Regions from separate parts of the Homo sapiens genome. Here region 1 is linked to region 2. A link is a contact called in ENCODE Hi-C or POLR2A ChIA-PET data. All regions are on one chromosome and are shown on one strand. Each heading gives the region's core, a stretch centred on a gene start or an enhancer-like site at or near the end of the contact. The rest is flanking DNA. Distances are from core to core; before and after follow the strand shown.

Region 1 (7,048 bases), core at 284-2,783, 38 kb after region 2:
GGACTGCGGACTGCAGTGGCGCAATCTCGGCTCACTTCCCGGGTTCACGCCATTCTCCTGCCTCAGCCTCCCGAGTAGCTGGGACTACAGGCGCCCGCCACCGCGCCCGGCTAATTTTTTGTATTTTTAGTAGAGACGGGGTTTCACCTTGTTAGCCAGGATGGTCTCGATCTCCTGACCTCATGATCCACCCGCCTCGGCCTCCCAAAGTGCTGGGATTACAGGCGTGAGCCACCGCGCCCGGCCAGCATTTTATTTTTTAAACAAAAATATGTATATGTAAAATGTTTAACATTGTTGAGTGATGAAATACCTGTGAAAGTTTTTATAAACTACCTAAATATGAATTCAGTGATATTTAATTAAATGACTGTGAGATTATGGAATTAAATATATATATTTAATTATATATATTTATTATATATAATTAATTATATTTAATTATATATTTATTATATATAATTAATTATATTTAATTATATATTTATTATATATAATTAATTATATTTAATTATATATTTATTATATATAATTAATTATATTTAATTATATATTTATTATATATAATTAATTATATTTAATTATATATTTATTATATATAATTAATTATATTTAATTATATATTTATTATATATAATTAATTATATTTAATTAATTATATATAATTATATATAATTATATATAATTATATTTAATTATATGTTTAATTATATATAATTATATATAATTATATGTTTAATTATATATAATTATATATTTAATTATATATAATTATATATAATTATATATTTAATTATATTTAATTATATAATTATATATTTAATTATATATAATTATATATAAATCAAGGTTAACACAAACTATGCCTCTTAAGCTGTGTACTATTTTATGTTGAGATTTTTGCTTATCAAGTACAATCTATGAAAAGTTAACACTGTCATACAAAATTAATTTTTCATCTCTTGACTTTGACAGCTATGTTTTATATCATCTACACAGTGTCTGTCTCATATGAGATACTTAATACATGTTAAATAGTAATAAGAATCAAATGTCAGCTCTTAGTTGATGGACATGACATGAAGTCTCAGTGATTCTTCAGAAATGAATCTGAACAGAACTATCCAAAGACAGTTAAATGGTTCAAAGAACTCTAATATTGAGTGTCCTCTTTTGACTCCATCTAGAAAGATCATAGCATTCAGGGAGAAGAGGACTGCTGGATCACACATTAGTCTTTTCAAGCATACCTGTACACAGAAATAGTCTCTAGGGCCACTATCTTTGAATTCCATGGCTACAAATGGAAACAATGTGAATTGCTGGGTGGCCTTTGTGGTATGTCTGGTGCTGAGCAATAATAAAGGAAAATGAAGGGAAAGCAAGAACACTTAAGTCTGTGTGACTCTAATGATTTTTAGTCATTTCTTCTTTTTTTTTCCCCATGCAGCTATTTTAAGTTAATACAGGTTCCCCTAAAGGCAAATATAACTGACTCATTAGGAAATCAGTTGGGAAAACAATATTTTGCAATTGTGGCCCCACCCCTTCATTTCTCCAGAGCTCATGATAGCACACATGCTCTATCTCTGTTGGCTATATTTTTAGCTTTCCCACATTATTTTGCAATATTCCTTTCCAGACTAAAAAATTAACAAAACTCCACACTGAAGCAACAAATCACTATCTTACACAATAATTCACTAAAATAGGACCTTAAGGTATTTTGCCTTTCTTCAAACTCAGACTGAAAGCTTTTCTGGTCACGATTTTTCAAGGTTATACTTTTATAACAAAACCAGATGCAAAGATTTTACCTAATCAGATTTTACAATAATGCCCCCATTTCCCTCCCTCCCTCCCTCCCTCCCTTCCTTTCTTCCTTCCTTCCTTCTTTTCTTTTCTTCCTTTGTTTCCTTTCCTTCCTTCCCTTCCTTTCCTTTCCCCTCCCTTCCTTTCCTTCCTTCCTCCCTTCTTTTCTTTTCTTCCTTTCTTTCCTTTGTTTGTTTCTTTTCCTTCCTTTCCTTCCTTCCCTTCCTTTCCTTTCCCCTCCCTTCCTTTCCTTCCTTCCTCCCTTCTTTTCTTTTCTTCCTTTCTTTCCTTTGTTTGTTTCTTTTCCTTCCTTTCCTTCCTTCCCTTCCTTTCCTTTCCCCTCCCTTCCTTTCCTTCCTTCCTCCCTTCCTTTCCTTCCTTCCTCCCTTCCTTTCCTTCCTCCCTCCCTTCCTCTTCCTCTGTCTCTGTCTCTGTCTCTCTCTCTCTCTCTTCTTTCTCAGACAGGGTGTCACTCTGTTGCCCAGGCTAGAGTAGAGTGGCACTATCATAACTCATTGCAGCCTCAAACTCCTGTGCTCGAATGATCCTCCCATCTCAGCCTCCCAAGTAGCTGGGACTACAGGTGGGCATCATGAAGCCTGGCTAATTTTTTTATTTTATTATTTTTTTTAAAGACAGGGTCTTGCTATGCTGCCCAAGTTGGTTTCAAACAATCCTGCCTGAGCCTCCCAAAATGCTGGGTTTTGCTTTCCTGACACCGGTATCTCCTGGTTCAAATAATCCTGCCTGAGCCTCCCCAAGTGCAGGGATTACACGTGTGAGCCACCATCCAGCCCCAATTTCTTTCTTTCTTTTTTAAAATTAGGTTCTTCCTAATTACTTCTGAATGACAGTGAATGACTTAGGCTCTTAATTTGCCTTTGAATCCAGGTATTCAGGGTGACAAGACCAACATTTGCCTGGTCTAGTTTGATAAATGACTCTGTCTAAAATGGTGTCATTAAGTACGTGCCTTGACAGGATTTGAAGTTTTTTTCTAATTCAAGATGCTAATTACAGCTTTCTTGTCCAGTTAATATTCAGCTAAAAAGTACACATGTCAGGCAGGTCAGTTTCAGATACCCATGAGGTTAATCTAGAAGCAAACTAAAGTGACCATCAAAGTATAATATTTTCAGTACATTTTGGATTTTTAAAAATGTATTTGTTTTGCTGAGACACTTCTTTGTGACTGAATCATCAGACTTAAGAGCTGGCTTTTGATTGTAGATCTCCTAGAGTCAGCCCAGACAGACTCAACAGCAGGTATAGATTCCAGGGCTGTCTACAAGAGGCCACAGTGCCAGGACAAATCATGCTGGGCGTTCCTTGGAGACGCTCATGTACAAATGAAATAATGTTTCAAAGAACATCAAGGCCATCCTCCAGAGGAACAAGAAATGACAAAAGGACAATGTACAGATTGAGGGTCTTGGCAGAAAATCAAAGTGGCTGTCCCTACTGCTTTGATTTGATGACAATGTGGTAAGAACATTCGAGTAGCAGGATTTGTTTTTAACAACTGAGTGATTTCCTGGGTGCCAAAGCTCTGGGTCAGTGTAATGTCCTAATTTATTCAATCCTGAAAACCACTCTGAATGTGAGGTTTCTAGAAATGGCATATAAGTCTTATTTAGTCACTCTTTGTTAGTTGCTGATATCTGATTAAACAACACAAATTAACTAGCTGTTTGAATGTGTTATGAATGTCTATGTCTCCCAGAAGACACACATTTCTTGTCTGATTTTTCTTACTATGTGGAAGTTAGCATCTTATTCAATTTATTAGCCAATCAAAATCATCTGTATTTTCTACTAAAATCAATCCCCTTTTGAATTCATCTCATGCCATTAAATAAGTAACCAGGGGAAATTCTTCTTCTTTGTTCACTCAAGGTTTAAGAAATTTGGCCAGATGAAATAGTATAAATCTTTTATGAAAAATAACATATTCCTGTTAATTCATCTAAACTTAGTTGAAATTTAAAATATGTTAGATATTTTTCTGGACTAGTTTCATAGGTGTGTGATCTATATAGTCACATGGGACCTTATTTAATTCTTAATATTATTTGGAAAAGAGGCCATGCGTTTTTTTGTTTTTTTGTTTTTTTTTCCTGGGCCCTGCAAATTATGAAGCCAGCCTTGTTTGCTTCCAGTATTTAAATAGTACCGGTGTTTGCACAAATAAGTCTAAGAACAAAAACCACTTGAATGTATTATCTGATTTGACAAGAAAAGAGATAAACGTTTGTCCTTAAGGAAGGTGATCCCAAGATCAGAAACTTAAATAAGGTTTTAAATCCTGTATTTTGGCTTCCCTGACACCAGTATCTCCTGGTTCTCTGTATTCACTGTCTCTCTCTCTCATGCTTCTCTTCCTTCATCACTTATATGTCAGAGAATCTCAGGGCTATCTTCTCTCAATTTACCTTTATTCCTGAGTGTCATTTGCTCTTGTGGTTCCAATCCTTCTCATAAATTTATGATTTCCAAATTTATAACCCAGGTCCATACCTCTCCTTTGAGCCATGAACTCATGTACCAGACGCCTCCACTTGCAAGTTTGGAAACTCAATATCATCTTCCGTGACATCTTCCTGAAACCTCTTGATTACTGATGGGGATACAGCAGTCAAATGAAGTCTCTATACACATAGAGATTATGTTTTAGAAGAGGGAAAAGATAACCAGCACTCTGTGTGTGTGTATGTGTGAGAGAGAGAGAGATGAGAAAGTGAAAAGTGCTCTGAAGAAAAGCAAGGTGAGAGAATGAAGAAATATGTGAAAGTGTATTTCTAATAGCATTTATCTGCATTACTTTTTATCTCAGTGAATATTATGACCATCTTCCCTTTGGCCCAAACACTAATAAACCTGGGAGTTATTGTAGCCTCCCTTCTCTTCATTATCATCATTGTTATTATTTTAAAGTTGAGGTCTCACCCTGTTACCCAGGCTGAAGTCACTAGGATTATTTTTAATGAGTTTCCTGAAGGATCTCCTGCCTCTAGTATTATACCAATGTGTCTGTCATTCTCCCCACTCAGGAAGTGCTCTTTCCTAAAAGTAAATCTGATCATTTCTGTCCTCTGAAAACACTTTAATATCTTCCACTCATCCTACAGATAAAATCTACGCTCCTAGCCATGGCTGACGAAATCTTCATTTTTCTGTGTGTGTGTGTGTTTTGTTGTTAATTATTACTTATTACCTTCTCCAGCCTCATCCATTATCACTGCAAATCCACACCTTCACTGGTGCTTCATCTATGAGGAACATTTTTCAGCTTCTCAACACTGTCTTGTTGTCTCTCATTTCTGAGCTGTCACATCTTTCTCCTTCTCCACCTAACTCTTAGACTTCTTTAGTGTCAACATCACTTTCTTCTGAAAGCCTTCTCTGAGTCCCCCAAGTTAATTTCAGTTAGTGTTTTTTGTATGTGCATGCTATAGCACCCTGTTCCTCATTTCAGTTTTAGCATTTATTCACCTTAATTTGTACTGCATCTTCAATTGCCTACATTTTACTGGGCGTGAACTCCATAAAGGCAGACCCTACATATATCTTGCTTATGTTTATCTCTCTAGCATTAGCTTAGTGCCTAGCATAGGGCAGCTGAGTACTGAATGCGTGTGTGCTTTTTTAATGTGTGTTTCACTCTGAATTCCTTCTGAATCTAAATGACATTATGTATATGTTAATGTAGTAATATATAAATAACAATGATAATGGCTATTGGACACATCATTTTTTTTTCTAGGAAGAATAGTGGAATGATTCAATTATTTCAGATTGCATTTCAGCTTTGGAGACTGCATTTATTTTGCAAAAGCTACTTGTGTTAGTCCCAAAATTAATCTGCCTAGCCTGGAGGCAGGTACCTGCTATGCTGTCTGGAGAAGTCACATGAAAATAGTCAAGATATTTTTTTCCTTCAAGGAGTGTTTTCTTATGAAACCAATGCCTCTCTCTCCCTCTCCACGAAGCGGAAATTAATTTTATAACTGGTATTCTTGAAAGTCTGTATAAATGGAAGGCACTATTTTAAAGTAGGGTTTCATCTGAGTGCATGTGATTAAAACTACTCTTCATCTAGAAATTAGAAACATGGCAGATAGCAAATTTGGATTTTCTTATACATCTACTTAAACTTAATTTCTCCAAAAAAGCTATGAGTCATTTATTTTTGTGGAATCCTTTTTTTATTGTATCACAAAGCCTAAATTTAAAAAATGTTGCATATGAGTTTAATATCATTAACATTTAAACTGTTCTTGATTAAAGTATGTTAAAATGTCTTTGTTTTGCAAGATGCATTAATTAGAATAAGGATCCAAACATCAAGCTAAAGCATTCTCTAATTTGAAGAGATTATTTTAAGAAAATGATGAACAAAGTCCAGCATCATTGGAACATATTTGCCTGATATATTTTATGCACTTATTCCACTTATGTTTATAATAACTATTCGGTATGTTTGGGCTTTTGTTCAGGTTGCTTTTAGAGCAACCTGAAAAAAAAAATTGTAATATTTACTAGAATTTTGTTTAAAGTGAAGTAGCTATATTATTAAGTGTATGTTTCTAATCATGACCTCAATTTTTAAAGAATCTTGTGTTTAAAGATTTAATAATTGAGGATATAAAAATGATATCCTGAAGAGTTCCTGAAATATTTGAAGCATTAAAGTAATGTTTGATATAAATGAGCACCTGTTGAAGTTCTATAGTATTCAATTGGAAGAATAATATCTTCTACACTTACCTCAAATTCTTTTTTATGATAAAGTTGGATATAAAACCTAAAACAACTATTCTAGTTTACAACATCTAGTCATGACAGATAATTGTCAAACTGTGTTTTAGTTTACTACAGCATGTCTTTATGGCCAAATGACTTCTGGGAGTGTTGTCCTCTGAAGTTGAGCTTCCTACTCACAACTCTGCTCAAGACAGAAAGAAAGCATATTAGTCCTGTTCCAAATGAGCCCCATTCTTAGCAAGTGCTGCTGTAATTTAATTTAGGTTTGGGCCTTCACTTGCAGGAAATAGACATGATGTTAATTAACAGAACAATGCTTGTGGAAAAGCTTTATGATACTACTTGATTAACCACATTCCTTTTGATGTTCATTTTTGGAAAATAATTGTTTATGTCTCCTGACACAGTAGATAAGATGGCATGCATGGCTGGTGTTTGTAGGTGTCCAAAGGGATTGTCTTTAGACTGATGT
Region 2 (7,262 bases), core at 878-3,377:
TAAAAATACAGTTCATGCCAAGTTTTGGGAGATTGATCATTAAGCAAGCTGGCGATTAAGCATAGCAACACTGAATGTATGGATGTAACCATTCAGATAGGTGGTTCTATCTAATATGTCCATTTGTTTTTTAGAATGATAAATTTTTAATAATTTTTACAATTCCTTTAATCAGGCAGCTTCTTCTATAGGTACTCAGGACAGTTTAGTTTATTGATTGTTGCTTCACTTTTTGCTGTCAGAACTTGTGGATGTCTCTTTTCTATTCTAAAAGGCAGTTTTTACAGCAACAAATAGCATGCAAGTAAACTATAAAAATGTATTCAGCAAGGTAGGGTGACTCAGCCTGCAATCCCAACATTTTGGGAGGCCGAGATGGGCAGATCACTTGAACCCAGGAGTTCGAAACCAGACTGGGCAACATAGAGAGACTCTGTTCTCTACAAAAATAAAAATAAAAATTAGCTGGGAGTGGTGGTGTGTTCCTGTAGTCCCAGCTACTTGGGAGGCTGAGATGGGAGGATCACCTGAGCCCAGGGAGGTAGAGGCTACAATGAGCCATGATTGTACCCCTGCACTCCAGGGATACATAATACCCTGCAGTGCACTCCAAGTGCACCCTGCAGCCTGGGCAACAGAGTAAGATCTTGTCTGAAAAATACATAAATAAATAATAAATATGTTTTTATTTTTACTGCATATTCTCTTCTTTAATAAGTTGTTCTACATTTCATTTTTCTTTATTACCTCTTTTAAAACTATACCACTTTCTCTGGTCTTTCTGTTGTTTGCATTTCATGCCTTTGACTTTTCTTAACCCTATGGAATTCTGACATACTTACATGGAACACATATATTATTTAATTCACTACATGTATATATCATTTATTTTACTTGCCTTTAAGAAATTACTTCTCACAAAAAAAAGAAATTACTTCTTAATTTCAATATGTTTCATGCTTTTCAAGGAACTCAATATTTTCACTTAGGCCTTTTTTTCCGATTTATTTTTGTAAGAAAGTTAAATCTATGTCAACTCTAAAAATACTTTAATCCATTTGTGCTTTAATAACCTCATTAAAGGGGGAAGGAGTAATGAAGTGATGTTTCTACTTCATTAAATATACTAGTAGTGAGAACTACATATGGTGGTTTTATAATTGTTATTATTCACAACTACATCCTGAACATTTCTGAAAGATTTATAGTGATTAGCAATATTCTTCTTTTCAAGAGAGAAAAATTATGGTATGAAGAGATTAGTAATTACCTAAAGATTTTATTGGTTACTTATACCAGGAGTAGGCTAGAACTGATATCTACTAAATCTTTCTATTAGGTAGTCCATTAAAAACAAACAAACAACAACAAAAAAATTTCTGTAATTTGACCTTATAGTGCTATATTGAATTGTACTAATTATGATGGCTTTATCTTCCTTTGACTTTCAGATCCAAGTAATACCTGTGCATTTGAATCTACATGATCTAATTGTGTTTATACTTACGTCTTTCACAATTTTTACTACTATTGAGGTTGTTTGTATAAATACGGTAAATAGATCTGATAACAACTCATAGCTCAGGAATTTATATATGGTGTTAATGAGCACAAGATTAGTGATTCAAACTACATTTTAGTTCCATTTTATAAGGCTTCACCTTCTTCTCAACCAGACAGTGTATCTGGACTGTATACAAAGAGGGATGGATGCCAACTGTGAAACCCAGTTTTGAAATGTGTTTTTGTTAGGCAAGATGAGGACCAAAGGAATAAAATATTATGAGATGGTGGGGAGGAGATAAATGTCTAATTCCTAGTCTAAGGAAATATGTAAGATGGTGGAACCAGAGTCAGAATCCAAGGAAGTCTGGGGCCAAAGCTGACAGAAGAAACAAATAAGATGCAAAAGCAAAGGATTTAAGATGTGATCAGCATGGAATAATCTGGGAGAGGATGCTGTCATTTTTACTGCCAGTCCTTTTAAGGGTCCAATCCTTCTTATCAGGGATACATCTGCCCATTTTAAAAACATCATATTTAGAAATTGCATTCTGATACCAGACATCTTATAGAAAGTTGTGCTTAGTCATGCCTGGAGTAGGTGAGACAGAAAGAATGAGTAGTTAGAGTCCATGCTCACTTTTAGAAAAAAGAATTCAAAGCATATGCACTACTTTGAGTGAGTCAGTATTGTCGTCTTCAAATGCAAAGGATAACAAGTAATTTCTCCATGGCCAGGGTTGATAAAAAGTGACTCATGTCAAAGATTTATCTTTTTTTTCTCCAGGCATAGTGTTTCACAAAAAATAAATCTATATAAACTGCAAAAGTAAAATGTTCATATATGGACAACTAAAAGACAGTGTTTATCCATTCCATTATAGACATTGTACAACTATGAGTCATAGTGGCAAAATGACAAGTTTTCCACTGTAGCATCTAAGATTTAAAAATAAAAGAAAATTAGAAATCTCAAAAATAATAGTAGATTGCAAAATACCTTGCAACATTTTTTGAGTCAGCCAATTACTAGAAACTGGAACATATGTTTATCTGAGAAATACCTTTCAGCTGCCTTCCTCCATGGCTGTAAGATACATTTTGCACTACACTGCAATACCTATAATTATAGGACTATAATTTTAGGATTGGAAGGAACCTTATTGATCAGTTAGTTAATCCCTTCTTTTCACAGCTGAAGAATCTAACAACTAAACTGGTTAATGAATAAATAGTAAGTGAAGTCTAATAAAACATGTTTGAAGGCTAATAGCATCTATATAATAAAGACTAAATAGATACACATTCAAAATATGACTTCACTGTTGGGCAACATAAGACAGCTAGTGGAGAATTTAGATTTCTCTCTTTCTAACTGATTGTCATGTCTTATGGAGGAAATTCTCAAAGATAATGTTAACATATGTTGGGATAAACCCTTTCTGCTTTACCTCTTCTTGTTATCTTTTTCTTATTTTAGATTGTGTAGTGTTACAGATATATTTGTATAACCAGTGGTATATTTTATGTACTCTATGAAATTTCTCTTCTCTCAAGAAAGTTGTAGACTAGCCATATTTATCTTAGGTTGAAGATCATATGTTCTGTTTTGCCCTGGACATTTCTGGTTGTCATAGGGTAGTAGTTAATAATACCCTCTTTCACTTTTCAAAATACCTCAGTTTGAATGATAAGTTATATGTCCACCCTTGCCTTAGGTATAGTCTTTATAAAAAAAAAAATTTAACTTTTATTTTAGATTCAGGGGGTACATGGACAGGTTTGTTATATGGGAATATTGTGTGATGCTAAGGTGTGGAGTTTACGTTATCCCATCACCCAGATAGTAAACATAGTATCCAATAGGTAGTTTTTCAGCCCTTGTGTCCCTCCCTCTCTTCCCCTTCTGGTAGTTTCCTGTATCGATCGTGCCCATTTTTATGCCCACGTGTACCCAATGCTTAACTCCCACTTATAAGTGAGAACATGTGGTACTCGGTTTTCTGTTTTTGAGTAAATTTGCTTAGGATAATGACCTCTAGCTGCATCCTGTTGCTCCAAAGGACATGATTTTGTCCTTTTTCATGGCTATCTAGGATTCCATGGTGTACATGTAACACATTTTGTTTACTCCATCCACTATTGATAGACACCTATGTACAGTCTTTATTCACTATTTAAAATAGATTTATGGGATTCATCAACTGTGCATAAGAGCATTTGGGTAGGTGAGGAGGCATTAATGAAAGATGGTCCAGACACAATTCCAATATTTAGAAATTGGTATCTGGTTGGGGAGAGAATAAATACTTTAAATGATTAAGACAACACCTAATTCAGTGACAGAATAAGTGATATGCCTGAAAAATCTAAGAGTTCTGAGAAATAGGAGGTTTGAGGGCTGAAATGATGAGCATTTTCCATCTTCTCTCCACTCTGTTTAACATTTCCTTACCCCATGGGTATCTCACTGAAGGACTCCTGTGACCTGAACCTGCCTTTTCTGTCTCTTTTTCACTTTATTGCTCTCTGTAAGTTAGTGTGTCTGCTATGTTCCCATTGCCTCCAACATTAAACTCTCATAAAAGTTTTATTTTCTTTTACTTTGTGAATTCAATAAATCTACTAGTTACTTTGCCACAGTGATCCGGGCTTATGGCTTTACACGGGTAATAATCATTCATATATTAAGTGGCTGCCCTTATACTCAGCAAATCTGTTCCTTCAAAGTGAACTTTTGCAGCTATTGATTTCTTTCCCTAGTTCTTGTACCTTTTACCAAAAAGTTGGATTTCCCAAGAGCAACACCATTGGGAAAACATTTTAGTAATTGATTGCGATATATTTTGAAGGCTATGTGATCTTAGTTCTGTGGGATTCCAAAAATGTTAATTATAGAGTCCTCTCTATTGTAATTTCTGAAGTATCTTCTCTAAACTACCTCCACTGAATCTGAATTCACATTGTCTTATAGTAGAAGAAGATATTATTCAAATGTTTAGGAAATTTCTCAGGAAACGATAATTTAACCATCTGTATTTGCCTTGTATATCTGTGGGACAATAGACACATTGATTTAGTATTTTTCACTGTTTTTTGTATAGAAGACATTTTTCTTTTATGTTCTTGAGTAAATCATCTCAGAAAAGATGTAATATTTTTATGTTACAGGTAGCATCACCATAAGAATGGCTCACTGATTAGTTTTGACTTAAATACATGTTTACCTTAGCTATGCTAAGATTAAGTGTACAATTTTAATCTTCAATATCTGTAGGCTTCCAGGTTTCTGGACAGAATTCAAGAGAGTATCATTTTGTACTGGTCACTGACAGTCCAAAGACTGTCGTTAACTCTGATGTTTTTCAAATGACATATTGTGTTCACCTGAATGTTTGACCCAACAAGGAAAATGAATATTTATTCCATACATCCTTAAAGAAGGGAATTTTTCTTTTGCTTTTCATAATGTAAATTACATGATGATTGCATAAAGTTTTCATTGAGATTAGTTTATAACAATTTTTTTCTATAAATTTAATTAATAAAAATATCTAAATCTTAAAGTCAAACAATTAATTTTAAATACAGCCATTGACTTTTCAGGACTTTTAAAACCTCATAAAGATTAAAAACTGCACTTATATATATAACAGTGCTAAGATAGGTCTTAGGTAATTGTAATTTTCTCTTTATAGGAGATTTGAAGAATAATCTTCCTATGTTGGATAACGCTTTATGCAAACAGTGTCCAGAGAAAAGATATAATCCTCATTAAAAGTGGTTGTGCTTGCTTAGCCTCTATGTTTAATAGAAAATCAAGACTTGCTAGTGCAAAGATAGTGTCTGTTGATTCAGAAGATTATAGCAGTGATTTTCCAGAAGCTAATGAAAGGTACTAAAATGAATTGATAATCTAACTGGTGCATTTTAAAACGCTTAAAGAGAACTTAATATATAATGTCTTCATGAATTGCTTCTAGTTCTGTTTTAATAATAAACTCGTAACTCAGATATGCATACAAACAGGAATCAATTGGGACAGCAATGAGCATAAACATTTATAATCACTTGCTTTTATAGGAACTAAACCTATGACAGTTATATCGATGATTAGAGTACCTACACATGAAGACAGGTAGAAAGTAGAACATACATCCAAAGTAACATACTGTCAAAAATATCCAAGCAATGATTGCATATTTGAACAATGTATATTAAAAGATTATAAAATTATGTGAGCAGTATGTATTTTTAGCATTTTATATGCACAACTATCTTCTGTTTGGTCAAATTACGTGTCTTTTATACACGCTAAAAACTGAAAACAACATGGACAATGCAAAAGAATAAGTTTATGTTTCTAAATAAAAACCTGTACTTGTTAATCATTTTGTTTTTTATAACATCTCCACAACATAGGAATCAAGTCATGAAAGCAGACAAAGTGATACTATATTCTGAAGTTATTATGCTGTTGGCCTGACTGACATCTGTAGACATAAACTCTCTACCTGTTTGAAAGTATTACAGATATTAATTTTTAACAATATTTGCCCTAACTTGCATTTTTCTCTTTGTTTTTAGTATCTGACATTTTATATGTCTCAGATTAAATATTATTTTGTGGTGGTAAAATGTAAACATTATTTTTATGAATTCATTCTCATATATATACAATCACTTAAATATGTATTGAATACCAGGAAATAAGCTATATTTAACAAGTGAACACATTAATTTCCCAGGATATGTTTATTGAACCTTATGAGACTATTAATTCTGATTTATGTGCTCCTTATGTTTGATACACAGAAATAGGCAACCCTTTGGAGAACAAAAAATTAGAAGAAAATAGATGCTATAATTCATATTTCAAGTAGTACTGTCCCCAGTAATACAGAGCTAGTGAAAATAGCGCAGGATGCTTGATACTGGAGTGTACTTTAAACAATAAATTATTGGAGGGCATAGAAACCTCATCAAGACAGCAAGTCTGCAAAGACTCCATGTGGGCAACCTGGCCTTGCTCTCCTGTGCTGCTGGTCAACTTCCTACAGCTCAGCTGGCATTGCTCACCAGACAAGTACATGATAGGCATATCACTTGTTGTACATTATCTTTCAACTTTTTATCTTTTAATAATTTTCTGGCTCATTGTTACATTTCCTGTGAGAAAAATGGAGTTATTTGAAAGTTTAGTTTCAGTGGTTTTTCTTGTGGCTATAATTAGGGTGCAGTCCACTTCCCATTGATCTGTGCACAGAATACAAAATACATAAGAGAAGAGGTGATAATGTGAAGTGAGAAGTTAAGGGGAAAATGGCCATGCGGCTTCTATTATAGAAATGAGGGCTTAAACACATACAATGACATAGCCTATATATAATTGAGAGTTATCTATGTGCATGAGAAGCAATGTGTATGTATGCATATATATTAGCGGTGGGAACTGTACACAGGCTAATGTTTAGCACAAAAAATGATAAAATAATTATTTTTATTAATTAAATGCATCAAAGCCTAATTAAGGAATGACTCATGTGCAGATGATTATGAATAAATTGCCAAATAGAACCTGTCCAAATGCAGAAAAAATTGATTTTAAAATAATTCATATAATTATTTTATTGAGATAATCAAAAATATCTAATTTGAAAGCAAAATGAAGATATTTGAAATAATTTGGTTAACTTATCACATATAATTATTTTATTGAGGTAATAGCAAGTATTTAATTTGGAAGCAAAATGAAGACA

What was found. A loop is a pair of places that touch in the nucleus more often than their neighbours do. ChIA-PET counts read pairs that join two places held with the same protein, here RNA polymerase II (POLR2A).
Region 1: a map of MCF 10A shows a loop between it and region 2 (3-fold over the local background). The contact joins two enhancer-like sites. A Hi-C loop is called at or near these places in 1 of 168 maps with a recorded cell type or tissue (MCF 10A). POLR2A ChIA-PET finds 5 or more read pairs at or near these places in 1 of 52 experiments (OCI-LY7).

The regions. Positions count from the first base shown.
Region 1 is chr6:101,759,923-101,766,970 of GRCh38, forward strand. All of the region lies in intron 7 of GRIK2 (glutamate ionotropic receptor kainate type subunit 2), which reads left to right. Among named protein-coding and RNA genes, the nearest start is that of GRIK2, 370 kb to the left of the region's middle. Within about 2 kb of position 1,534, at least 2 of the 41 ENCODE cell types and tissues checked have a DNase peak (open chromatin) inside an H3K27ac peak, as active enhancers do.
Region 2 is chr6:101,720,949-101,728,210 of GRCh38, forward strand. All of the region lies in intron 7 of GRIK2 (glutamate ionotropic receptor kainate type subunit 2), which reads left to right. Among named protein-coding and RNA genes, the nearest start is that of GRIK2, 330 kb to the left of the region's middle. Within about 2 kb of position 2,128, at least 5 of the 41 ENCODE cell types and tissues checked have a DNase peak (open chromatin) inside an H3K27ac peak, as active enhancers do.